Linked DNA regions of Homo sapiens: region 2 is linked to region 1. The links are chromatin contacts, found by Hi-C in ENCODE. All regions are on one chromosome and are shown on one strand. Each heading gives the region's core, a stretch centred on a gene start or an enhancer-like site at or near the end of the contact. The rest is flanking DNA. Distances are from core to core; before and after follow the strand shown.

Region 1 (5,684 bases), core at 1,490-3,989:
ATGGTGTCAGTAGGTGTCTTCGTCTGTTCTGTGCTGCTGTAACAATACCTGAGGCTGGGTAATGTATAATGAACAGAAACTTATTTCCAATAGTTTTAGAGATGGTAAAGTCCGAGATCAAGGGGCTGGCATCTGGTGAGGGTCTTCTTGCTGTGTCATCCCATAGCAGAAGTTAGAAGAGCAAGGAAGGGTAAGAGAGAGCAAGAGATCAAACTCAAAGACTCAAGCCCTTTTATAATCAACATTAATCCATTCATGAGGGTGAAGCCCTCATTACCTAAATGCTTAAGGCCTACGTCTTAACACTGTTGCACTGGGGATTAAGTTTCCAACACATGCCTTTTGGGGACATAGTCTAGCGATAGCGGTGGGCAGGGCTGCATTCCTTTCTGGAAGCTCTGGGGAGAATGTTTCCCTGCCTTTTCCAGCTTTTAGAGGCTGCATATTCCTAAACTTGTGACCCTTTCTTTCACCTTCAAAGCCTCAAGGGCAGGTTGAGTCCTTCTTATGCTGCCATCTCTTTGGGTTCTCACCAGCCATGAAATATCCTCTGCTTTAAAAACCTCCTGTGGTTACACTGGGCTCACTGGTTAGTCCAGGATAATCTCCCCATCTCAAGGTCAGATGATTAGCAACCTTAATTTCCCTTTGCCATGTAATCTAACATATTCACAAAGTCTAGGAATTAGGGTGTAGATATCTGTGGCGGATGGAATTATTCTGCCTGCTACATTATATGTTAGGCATTTTCCACAATAGAATGTAGAAAACAATATACAAAAGTTACCTGAGGAAAAGCACACCCTTCATTTTTTTCTTTAGACTGTGTTTATTAATTGTCTGCACAACCAATTAAGTTTAGAGCAAAAGTTGAACATGGTCCATGGTAATAAGGATATTAACTTTGCCCTATTTATGACACCAAGAGGAAAATGCAGATGTTGTAATCTCATCACTATGTAGATTGCATCTAAAGCATTGAATAGAAAGAGGAACCATTATAGGATGATGCTACAGATAAAATTTAGTTTGCCTAATTTATTATCTTGTTTTCAAAGCAAAACTGTAACGTGGTGGTGAATTATATAAAAAGAAGCTAATTGGTAGGAAAAAGTCAATTAAAAATAGCACTTTACCATTATAAAACATTTGTACTCATTCTCATTCAGCTTCACAACAACCCTTCTGTTGGGCAGGATATGTGTACTTTTTTCCTTTTGTAGGTGAAGAAGTTAATTGAGACTCTGGAAGTAAGGATTTGTTTTAACTTTTCTCCGTTAACTGGCAAGATGAGGAGCGGGACCCAGCTCTTTTGATTCCACTGCACCAAATTGCCTTGGTAACCACCAGAGAAACGCTGGGATGTGTTCCGAATACTCTGTTTATTAAGAAAAAGATGGGTGTAACTCCATATTAAATTTTCCATAAACACTAGATACACCAGGTATAAAATTTAAGGTATCCGTTTAATGGTCACTGACATTGGGAATTCTCCCCAGCAGCCCTTCCTGCTCAGCTCTCACATCAACCTATGAACTCTGACTGTGAACTCCCAGTGCAGCTTTTTTATTTCCCAATTAATAGAAATAGCATCACTAAATCCCATAAGTTTCCTTTTCCGTGTACAATAGAAGATGGCGTTTCCCAGCGATGCCTGCAATTAAGCTGAGGCCATGTGACTGGTTCTAACCAATAGGTTGCAAGGAGAGAGTCAGGCGTGGCTTCTGGATTGAAACATGGAAGAGCAAGTGTGAATTCTCCTTACTTTTTTTTTTCCGCCCTTAGTGGTGATTTCTGAGGTCACTTGTTGACATGGTAGAGCCCCAGGTTGGAAGTGGCTTAGGTCTTAGTGAACCACTGAGGTACTATTTAACGCCAGTATCAGAGATGTTAACACCATAATTAAGAGTTAACCAATTATGAAACAGCGTGTGTTTCCGCTACAAAATCTGAGACTCTCGTAGCGGGCAGGGGTGTGTATTCAAGTTAATATTTCTTTGTTCTACAGTCTGACATCAATATATCTTATTTTCTTATTAAGGATTCTTATTGCCATTAAAGAAAAAAATTGCTTGGCAAAGATGAAAATAAATAGAGACTAAGCAATATTTGTAGCTTGTGAGAATTATAAAGACAGGACAAAATAATAATATAACTGGATGAGAAAGATAAGAGTGCGTGTTAGAGATTTGCGCTGTCATGGGCAGTTATGCCTCTTTAGGCGAGCAAATTGTGCTTGTTGCAGTGAGATTGGTGAGATGTAGGCCCGTTCTGACTGTGGATGGCAGCATGGCTTTCCACCCCAGCCAGACACAAAGGGCACAAGGTGGGGCAGGTGACCTACAGCCCTTGGACTGTGTCACTCTAGGGAACCTCTGCTCAGTCAGCCGTTCAGTTTACAAACCTTAGATTAAGACCTTTGAAAACAAGTTGAATGGTAAGGAAGTTTTCTCCCAGCAACAATGCAATAAACTGAAATTAAAATAGATAATCTAACATCTTATGTTTGTGTACTGTTAATGATTTACAAAGCATTTTTTCTTTTTGTGCCTCAGGATTACTCTGAGAGGTGGTGGGCAGAGCGATTAAACCCCCATTTCCTGGGAGGGTGCGTAGGATTCGCCTTCATGTCCCTTCCTGGCTTTACTTAGCACTCCACACTCTTTTCCTTGTTTGTTCATTTACACATAACGCTTTGGCAAATTGTTCTCCACGCAGAGTGTGTTAAGCTCAGTTCGTAACTCATGAACTCCTGTAGATTCCCCAGCTGCCCTTGCAATTAGTTTGGGACCAACTCCTACTGGCCGTTGACTTAAGATAGAAGGCAATTAAAAGCCACTGTGCCCTGTCCAACCTTTTCCCCGCTGAGCTGACCTTGGAGGCTGTGTATTCCAGTTGACAGTGTAGCCCACGGCCTCCATCGGCCTTAGGAATCAGAAATTAGCCTTTCCTGTGTGAAGACACTGACATTTCAGGGTTTATTCTGTGGTTTCATCATAACACATCCTATCCTGATTAATAAAATTACTTACTCTCCACACCTTCTAAGTGTATCATTAAGAGATGTTTCTAAGAATCCTTAGAAATTGGGGCTCTGAAATTGGAATGCGGAAACACTCCAGAACACAATCAGTATCATTTCCACTTTTAACTTTACATGAATTTTCCCATAGGCAGAATTTTATTTATTTTTTTATCAAAATCATACATTTACATAGTGTAAAATGTTACTAGTGCTATCAGGCTTATGAGTACTGACAGCAGCAGCTCTCTGCCCCAGCCCTTCTCTCCCAGGTCTGATTCCTTTCTGCGGTTTCCCCCGGCATTTATGTCTATATTTGTAAATAATACACTTATCCTGCTGTGTCATGTTCTATTGTTTCAGATGTTTTCTATTGACTTTCCACTACTGCAGATGAGGATTCAGCCACCTTTTCCCCCTCACCACCACTGCGCCTCCCCCATCTTCTCATTATATCACAATTTTTGGCTAAATCTGAATTTACTATTTATTATTTATAACCATGTAAATATTGCTGACTGCTAGGACAAGTAGTGTGCTTTGATTACATATATTTTTTTTTCTGTGAAAGTTCCTCTTTATTTTTTATTTGCTTAGCTTGTGTATCAGTAATGCTTCCCCCTTCATTCAAGCACCGTCAGTTCTAGTTTCCACATGGCTGAAGGTCATGGATCATTTTCTGATTGGAGCCTGTGCTCATGGCACTTGCTCTTCCTCCCACAGTTGGATCTGGCTGGGTTGCTCCCCAGCTGCCATCCCAGATCTCATTTCCTGGAGTCCATGTCTACCTTCTTTTGGTTTATACTCTTTTGTGAATGGAGCACACCCTTTTGGAGTTTCCAGAGAAAAGGTGCATGACAGGTGAAACTTTTGATATCTTGCTAATGTGAAAATGTTTGCTGATATTGCTGTGAATAGCTTGACAGTTTGGATTTGGAAATGGAGTAGAAAATAATTTCCTTCCCAGTCCATCTCTGGAAGCACACACTGGGAGTGGTTGCCCTTGAGGAGGAAAACAGCTTAGGGATGGAGCGAGACTTACTTCACTATATAACTTTTTGTACTATTCAACTTTTAGAAACCATTTGTAGACACTGCTTTACGAAACTTAAATAGACATTAGTAAACAGAAATCATGAGCAATATGGAGAATATACTGCCCCCAGTTTACCATGTGCTGCATTGTATTTAATATTTAGTCCTATGAGCAATGCATTTATTGCCATGCAAGAATTTTAGCATTGAAAGGGTTTTCTATAGACCAGAAATGGTGCAAGCCCAAACATGATCATAATTGCATGTTATAATGGAAATTCATAACCTTGTTATCTCAGAGCTTTTAGAAAATTTGTGAAGATTTGGACATTTTAGGGAAAAGGAGCACATGTAAACCAAATTTTGGGCATCAAAGATGGAAGTAGATTGGTCTCCAACAGTTGTCCTGTATCCTGAAATTCTTACTGCCATTACCATTATCATTACCATTACCATTACCATTACCATTACTCTTCCTAACAATGCCACCCCAAACCATTTCCACAGAAACCAGGTTGCTTTAAGTGGGCTTTCTTGGACTTTCCCATTTGACTAAATAGCAACTCTGCAGAAAGGTAGGCATCTCCATGGGCAATGCAAAACAAGAAAGCTGACATTTGGCTAAGGGCTTACCTGCAACAGTTACATCATGTTACACAAAATTCAGAGTTAAATGAGCATATGAGAGGGACATGGTTCAACCTGTATCTTCTGTGAAATGCTCTTCTTGCTGTTACATAATATTTTACATGTTTATGGGGTACCTGTGATATTGTGCTGCATGCACAGACTGTGTAATGATCAAGTCAGGGTATTTGGCATATCTGTCACCTTAAGCATTTATCATTTCTATGCGTTGGAAACATTTCAAGGCCTCTCTTCCAGCTACTTTGAAATATACAGTACACTGTTGCTAATTATAGCCTTCCTACTCTCCTGTTGAACATTAGAACTTATTCCTTCTATGTAACTGTATGTTTTTATCTGCTAACCAACCTCTCTTCATCCCCCTCCCACCCATACAACCTTTCCTAGCCTCTGGTGTCTATCATTCCACTGTCTACCTCCATGAGATCAACTTTCTTATCTCCCACATATGATTGAGAACAGCTAATATTTGTCTTTCTGTGCCTGGCTTATTTCACTTAACATGATGACTTTTGGTTCCCTCCATGTTACTGCAAATGACAGTTTCATTCTCTTTTATGGCCACACAGTATTTCACTGTATATATATATATATATATATATATATATATATATACACACACACTATGTTTTTAATGTGATATGTTTCTTATTATAAAAAGCTCTCAGGCTTGTCCTTAGGCATTAGAACATTTAGAAACATCTATCTATCTATCTTATCTATCATCTATCTACCTTATCTATCTATCTATCTATCTATCTATCTATCTATCTATCTATCTTCCATCTCTATCTGTCATCTATCTGCCTATCCATCTATCTATCTATCTATCTATCTATCTATCTATCTATCTATCTATCCATTTACCTTATCTATCTATCTATCTATCTATCTATCTATCTATCATCTATCCGTCTACCTAATATATCATCTATCTATGTATCTATCTATCTAATCTATCATCTATATATCTATCTAT
Region 2 (5,655 bases), core at 2,931-5,430, 58 kb after region 1:
CCACTACATCAATTTCCTTACTCAGGTATGCCACGGGTTGCAAACTCGTCCCTCAGACCAGCGCAAGGACTCTTAGAGCTATTCATGTTTTTTTTTTTCTTTGTTTGTTTGTTTTTTGTGACATATGAGGAAAAGTCTTGCCCCGTTAGCAAGCTTAGCACTGGGGCTTGCATTAGGGCCTTCTTTAGGGCATGGAAAGCTGCTTCTGCTTCAGGTGTCCATCTTACTAAATGGGTATTGGCTTTCTGAGTTTCCTTAATTAGCGTATATAACGGTCTGGCTATTTTGCCGTACCTGGGAATCCATATTCGGCAGAAACCTGTTATGCCAAGGAACCCTCTTAGTTGCTTTAGGGTTTTGGGATAAGGATAAGCCAGTATAGGCTGGATACGTTCCTCACTGAGGGCCCTGGTGACTTTGGATAATTTTAGCCCTAAGCATTTAACCTGCTGTGAGCAGAGCTGAGCCTTTGGTTTGGAAACCTTGTAGCCACAGGTAGTGAGGAAATTTAAGAGCGCTTGGGTGGCTTGATGGCACAAGGTTTCTGAACGGGCAGCTAAAAGTAAATCATCCATGCACTGAAGGACAGGAGTGTCCAGGTATGAGAACTGGCTCAAGTCTTGGGCTAATGCCTGGCCAAATAGATGGGGACTATCCCTGAACCCTTGGGGTAAAACAGTCCAGGTGAGTTGAGATGTTGGGTTTGAAGGATCTTCAAATGCAAACAAGAATTGAGAGTCAGGATGTACAGGGATGCAGAAAAAGGCATCCTTAAGATCCAGGACTGTAAACCACTCTGCTTCCTCTGGTATTTGGGAAAGCAGAGTATAAGGGCTAGGTATAGCTGGGTATAGAGGAAAAACAGCCTCATTGATAATCCTGAGATCTTGCACTAACCTCCACTGTCTTTTGGGTTTCTGTACTCCTAAAATTGGAGTATTGCAGGGGCTACTGTATGGTTTTACTAGGCCTTGGGCTTTTAGGTCCTTAACAATCTTTTGGAGTCTTTGTTGGGCCTCGGGTCTGAGGGGGTACTGCCTTTGATAGGGAAAGGAGGTGGAATCCTTTAGTTTAACTTGGACAAAATGGGCATTCTTTGCTTGTCCATATTGTCCTTCTGTTGCCCAGACTTCAGGACTAATTCCTTCCTCAAACAGGAGACGACAAATGGGTGTTCCTTCTCCTATGTTCAGGTGTATAATGGCCCCTGCTTTTACTAGAATCTCTCTCTCTAACAAGGGAGTGAGGCTTTCAGGCATAATTAGGAAAGCATGTGAAAAGGGTAAAGCTCCCCAGTCACAACTTAGTGGCTGGAAGAAGTATCTAGTGACTGGCTGTCCTAGGACCCCTCGGATAGTGACAGATCTGGAGGACAGTTGTCCGGGACAGGAGAGTAAGACTGAGAAGGCCGCACCGGCGTCCAGGAGACAGTTAACCTCTTGGCTCTCAATGGTCAAGCATACCTGGGGCTCTGTGAGGGTGATGGCATGGGCTGGCGCTTGCCCTGGGCACCCTCAGCCCTGCTGCTGGATCATCTGGTTAGTGTCTTCTGACTCAGAGGACCTTCATCCCCTGGGGCAGTGGGCCTTCCAGTGATTCCCTTGACATAAGGGGCATGGACAAGAGGGCGGCTTACTTCTACTTGGACAATCTTTTTTAAAGTGTCCTTGTAGACCGCACTGGAAGTAAGCCCTATTAGGCATTCGATTTGCCCAGCTTTTCCCTTTTACAGAGCCTCCAAAGTCCACTTGCCTGAGGGCCATGACTAAAGTGATGGCCTTTTTTTTATCCTGTTTGTCCTGTTCTGCCTGCTCCTCCTGATCTCTATTATAAAAAAGCGAGGTTGCCAAGTTCAATAGGGTTTCTAAGTTTTGCTCCAGGCCTAAGACAGACTTTTGAAGTTTTTTCCTAATGTCTGCAGCTGACTGAGTGATAAACTTATCCTTTAAGATTAGTTGGCCTTCACTAGAGTCAGGTGACAGGGAGGTATGCTTCCTCAATGCCTCCCTTAGTCTCTCCAGAAAGGCAGTAGGATTTTCTTCCTTTCCCTATGCTATAGTGTACATCATTGAATAATTCACAGCCTTCTTCCTAGTTTTCCTTAGTCCTTCTAGCACACACGTGAGCAAATGTCTGCGGCACCAATCTCCATGTTCTGATTCTGTGTGCCAGTGAGGGTCTACACTGGGGACTGCCTGCTGCCCTGTGGGGAATCATTCTCTTTCTTCTGTTGTCATCCTGTCATTGACCTGACTGAGATACCAGAGATCGCCAAACTCTCAGGCTGCAGTAATGGTGGCACTTTTTCATTTGGGGTTAGTGTCTGATTTAGCAGTAACATTATATCTCTCCATGTCAGATCAAAGGATTGTCCTAACCCTTGTAAAACATCAATATAGCCATCAGGGTTATCTGAGAATTTACCTAGGTCTATTTTAATTTGCTTTAAGTCTGAGAGAGAAAAAGTTACATGCACTCTGGCTGGGCTGAATTCTCCTCCTCCCGCTGCTTGGAGGGGGCATAATCGGGGAATATTGGCACTCTTTGGTTCATTGTTTACCCCTTTGTCTATCTCCTTTTGGACCATTTGGGCTGAAGAGGGGGTTCTTATTAGTTGGGGAAGGAGTCAGGGGGATGTTGGGGTAGGGAGGTAGATTCTGAGGGCTTCCTGTAGGGCATAAGTCATACTTTTTGCATAACTGCGAGTTGTCTCTTAATGAAAAGAAAGTTTGTACATATGGCACTTCACTCCATTTGCCTTCTTTTCTACAAAAGAGGTCTAGCTGTAAGATGGTGTTATAATTTATACTTCCCTCAGGAGGCCAGCTTTCTTCCCCTTGAAGAGAATATCACGGCCAGGCGGTACTGCAGAAGAATATAAGTCATTTCTTTCTTAGCGTCTGAGGGTCAAATTGGTCCTAATTCTCCAGAATACATCTTAGGGGCAATTTTGCCTTGGGGGGAACGTTTCCCATCTGAAAAAGGAACATAGGGATGCCAGCATCCCTAGTCATTTTCTGATGAGCATTAGTCCTAGAGTGTCCTCTGTGGTCCTAATGCTTATTCCTTTCCAGGGTGCGTAACCACCCATGGACCTCTGCTTATCGGATTAGTTACACTCACCGATGTAGCAGTCCTGCACCTGTTTTCCCGCCTTTCTTGACCACAAAGAAAGGGGTCCGGGCTGCTGGATTCTAGTGGTCCTTTACCAGCGTGCCCAACATTGCCTTTGCGCTCAGGAGTGAGTCCTAGAGCTGGGCTGGGTTCCTGAGTATTTCATAACAACCCAGCTGCCCCATCAAGATGCATTCCCATAAACAACAGTTTTTATGCAAATTCGTTTCAGAGAGGGTGTAGCGAACCTTTTGAGTCAGGATTGAGATAGTCTTTTGATTCTGTAAGTACTTTAAGGCTTGGCTGAGTGCAAACAGCTCGCACATTTGAGGAGACCAATTATTAGGCAATTTTTCTAACTCTGCTTCCACAAGAGTCTCCGTATCAATTACTGAATACCCATTGTGTTTTTTACCTCAATCACCTGGGAGGAACCATCTATCATCCTGTCCTGAAGGAAGATCCTCCTAGGTCTGGTCGGACCTTTGTATGGTAATTAAGATGTAAATCCCCTGTTAGAAAATCTGCTGGGTTAAGGGAATTATCAGCGGTTGGAGTTACATTACTTTTTTCTAACATAATGGCCCCATACTTTAAGATTTTTGAGTTAGTAAGCTACCTCTTTGCTTTTTTGACTTAGACTAATTCTGAACTGGTGAGGTGTGCTCACAGCGAAGTTTCCTCTAAAAGTTACTTTTCTACTTTTAGCAAAGCAGTTGCCGCTACCAACTGAATGCATTTGGCTCATCCGTGGGTTACTGGGTTAAGGATTTTAGACAGGAAGGCTATGGGTTGTCAGTGGCCTCAGTGCTTTCGGGCTACGCCCTTATTTACACTGACAACAAAGTGGCATTGGAGTGTTATAGGTTCATAGAGAAGATCTTCAATTATCAATTATGGGTTTCAAATTTACCCTGGCTTTTAAAGGAATAGGGCACACTTTTTTTTTTTTAACTATTTCTTTTTCTTTCTTTTACTCTTTGACTTCCTTGGAATCCGTGAGGCCAAGAACCTGCCTCTCTGTCTCTCTCTCTCTCTTCATCTCTCTCTCTCTCTCTCCATCTCTCTCTCTCCGTGTCTCTCTCTTAGCCATTACAAACTTGGGGCCCTGGCAAGGGTGGTGGGGAATGGGTCCTGCATAACTGCTCATGTCAAGAGCTGTATACCTAAATTAGGAGGGACGCCAGGGATAAGACTCCCTGGGCTATAGCCTAGGTGCCTGAGGACGCAGCGTAGGGCTTCCTTAGATCCCTTTGGAGATACAACCTGCTAGAGGAAATGAAAGTCTGAACCATTAGTACCTAGGAGGCAGGGATCAGAGGAAGTAGATTCAGAGGTAAGGAGAATTTTGGGGCTATACTTTCAAGAAAGTCGTGTTCGGGACCCAGGAGGTATGGGTCAGAAGGAAAGGTAAGGGCGCATGCGTGGGCGACTGTTGAGTAGAGACTTCTGGCTGAGCCATGATCTCAATCAGCTACTGCTGGGAGGTTGGGACGACAGCTTTCTGCCTCTAGTTGGCCCTTGGTTTCCCCAAGAAAATTGAAAGTGGAAGCTGGCTCCAGGCAGACCAATGTCCCCAACAACCCCAGAAGGGTTGGGGGTTGTTAGAAAGCCCTTCCCCAGATAGCCTCACACCTGAGTCTTAAGTCAGGCGGCCACGCTAATCGTTTTTAACTGGCCGACAGGTGTCCGGTATTTTCCTCCACCTCTAAGGAAGGCTAGGACAGTATAGCAAGCGAAAGTGGTCCAATATTACTCACTGCTTTGGATGTCCCTTCGTGGTTGCCAAAATGTTACGGGGGGTGGGGGGTCCTTGCTCCCAGAGCTCCCAAGATGGTGGTGAGCCACTTCCAAGATGGCGGCAAGCCTCGTGTTCTCTGACCTGGGGTTCTTGGCCTCACGAATTCCAAGGAATGGAATCTTGGGCCATGCGGTGAGTGTTATAGCTCTATTAGAAGCTGTGGGTCATGGGAGAGAACCATGGAAGCCAGTGACTAGTGTTTAGCTCGATTAGGATGAACCCAGGCACTTAGCCATGCAGGAACAATGGCGAGCCTTTAGCCTGATTGGAAGTGGCAATGGGCGCCTCACTGGATCAGGAGCACAGCAGATACTCTGCCGGATCTGGAGGAATGGAAGTCAGCGGCGGGTCTGCGATGGTGGCAAACAGCAGTGGTGGACGGTGAGTGAAAGCTCAGCTCGAGCCGTAACAAACACGGACCAGAAGAGTGCAGTTGCAAGATTTAATAGAGTGAAATAGAGTGAAAACAGAGCTCCCATACAAAGGGAGGGGTCCCAAAGGGGGTTGCTCCCATCCCTCTTTTTCTATCTCTACTTTTTCTCAATTATCTTCAGCTCAAAATAATTTATATGCCAAAATGGCTTATTTTGGGGTGGCATATCCTAATCCCTTTCAGCATAGAGGTTTATTTTTTTGAATCAATAACTGAGGAATAATTATTCTTACTAAAACCCAATAATTCAACTCAGAAGGGTCTTCCAAAGAAGGTGGTCTCCCAGCATGCTCTGGGTTCTGTTTGC

What was found. A loop is a pair of places that touch in the nucleus more often than their neighbours do.
Region 2: a loop to region 1 is called in a map of GM13976, with 4 times the contacts of the local background. The contact joins the promoter of IGSF5 here to the enhancer-like site in region 1. A Hi-C loop is called at or near these places in 1 of 168 maps with a recorded cell type or tissue (GM13976).

Annotation. Positions count from the first base shown.
Region 1 is chr21:39,684,517-39,690,200 of GRCh38, forward strand. No RefSeq gene overlaps it. Among named protein-coding and RNA genes, the nearest start is that of IGSF5, 58 kb to the right of the region's middle. Within about 2 kb of position 2,740, at least 3 of the 41 ENCODE cell types and tissues checked have a DNase peak (open chromatin) inside an H3K27ac peak, as active enhancers do.
Region 2 is chr21:39,741,003-39,746,657 of GRCh38, forward strand. It overlaps IGSF5 (immunoglobulin superfamily member 5), which reads left to right and starts at 4,181. Exons shown (of 9, transcript NM_001080444.2): 1 at 4,181-4,524; 2 at 5,214-5,296. The coding sequence starts at 4,508.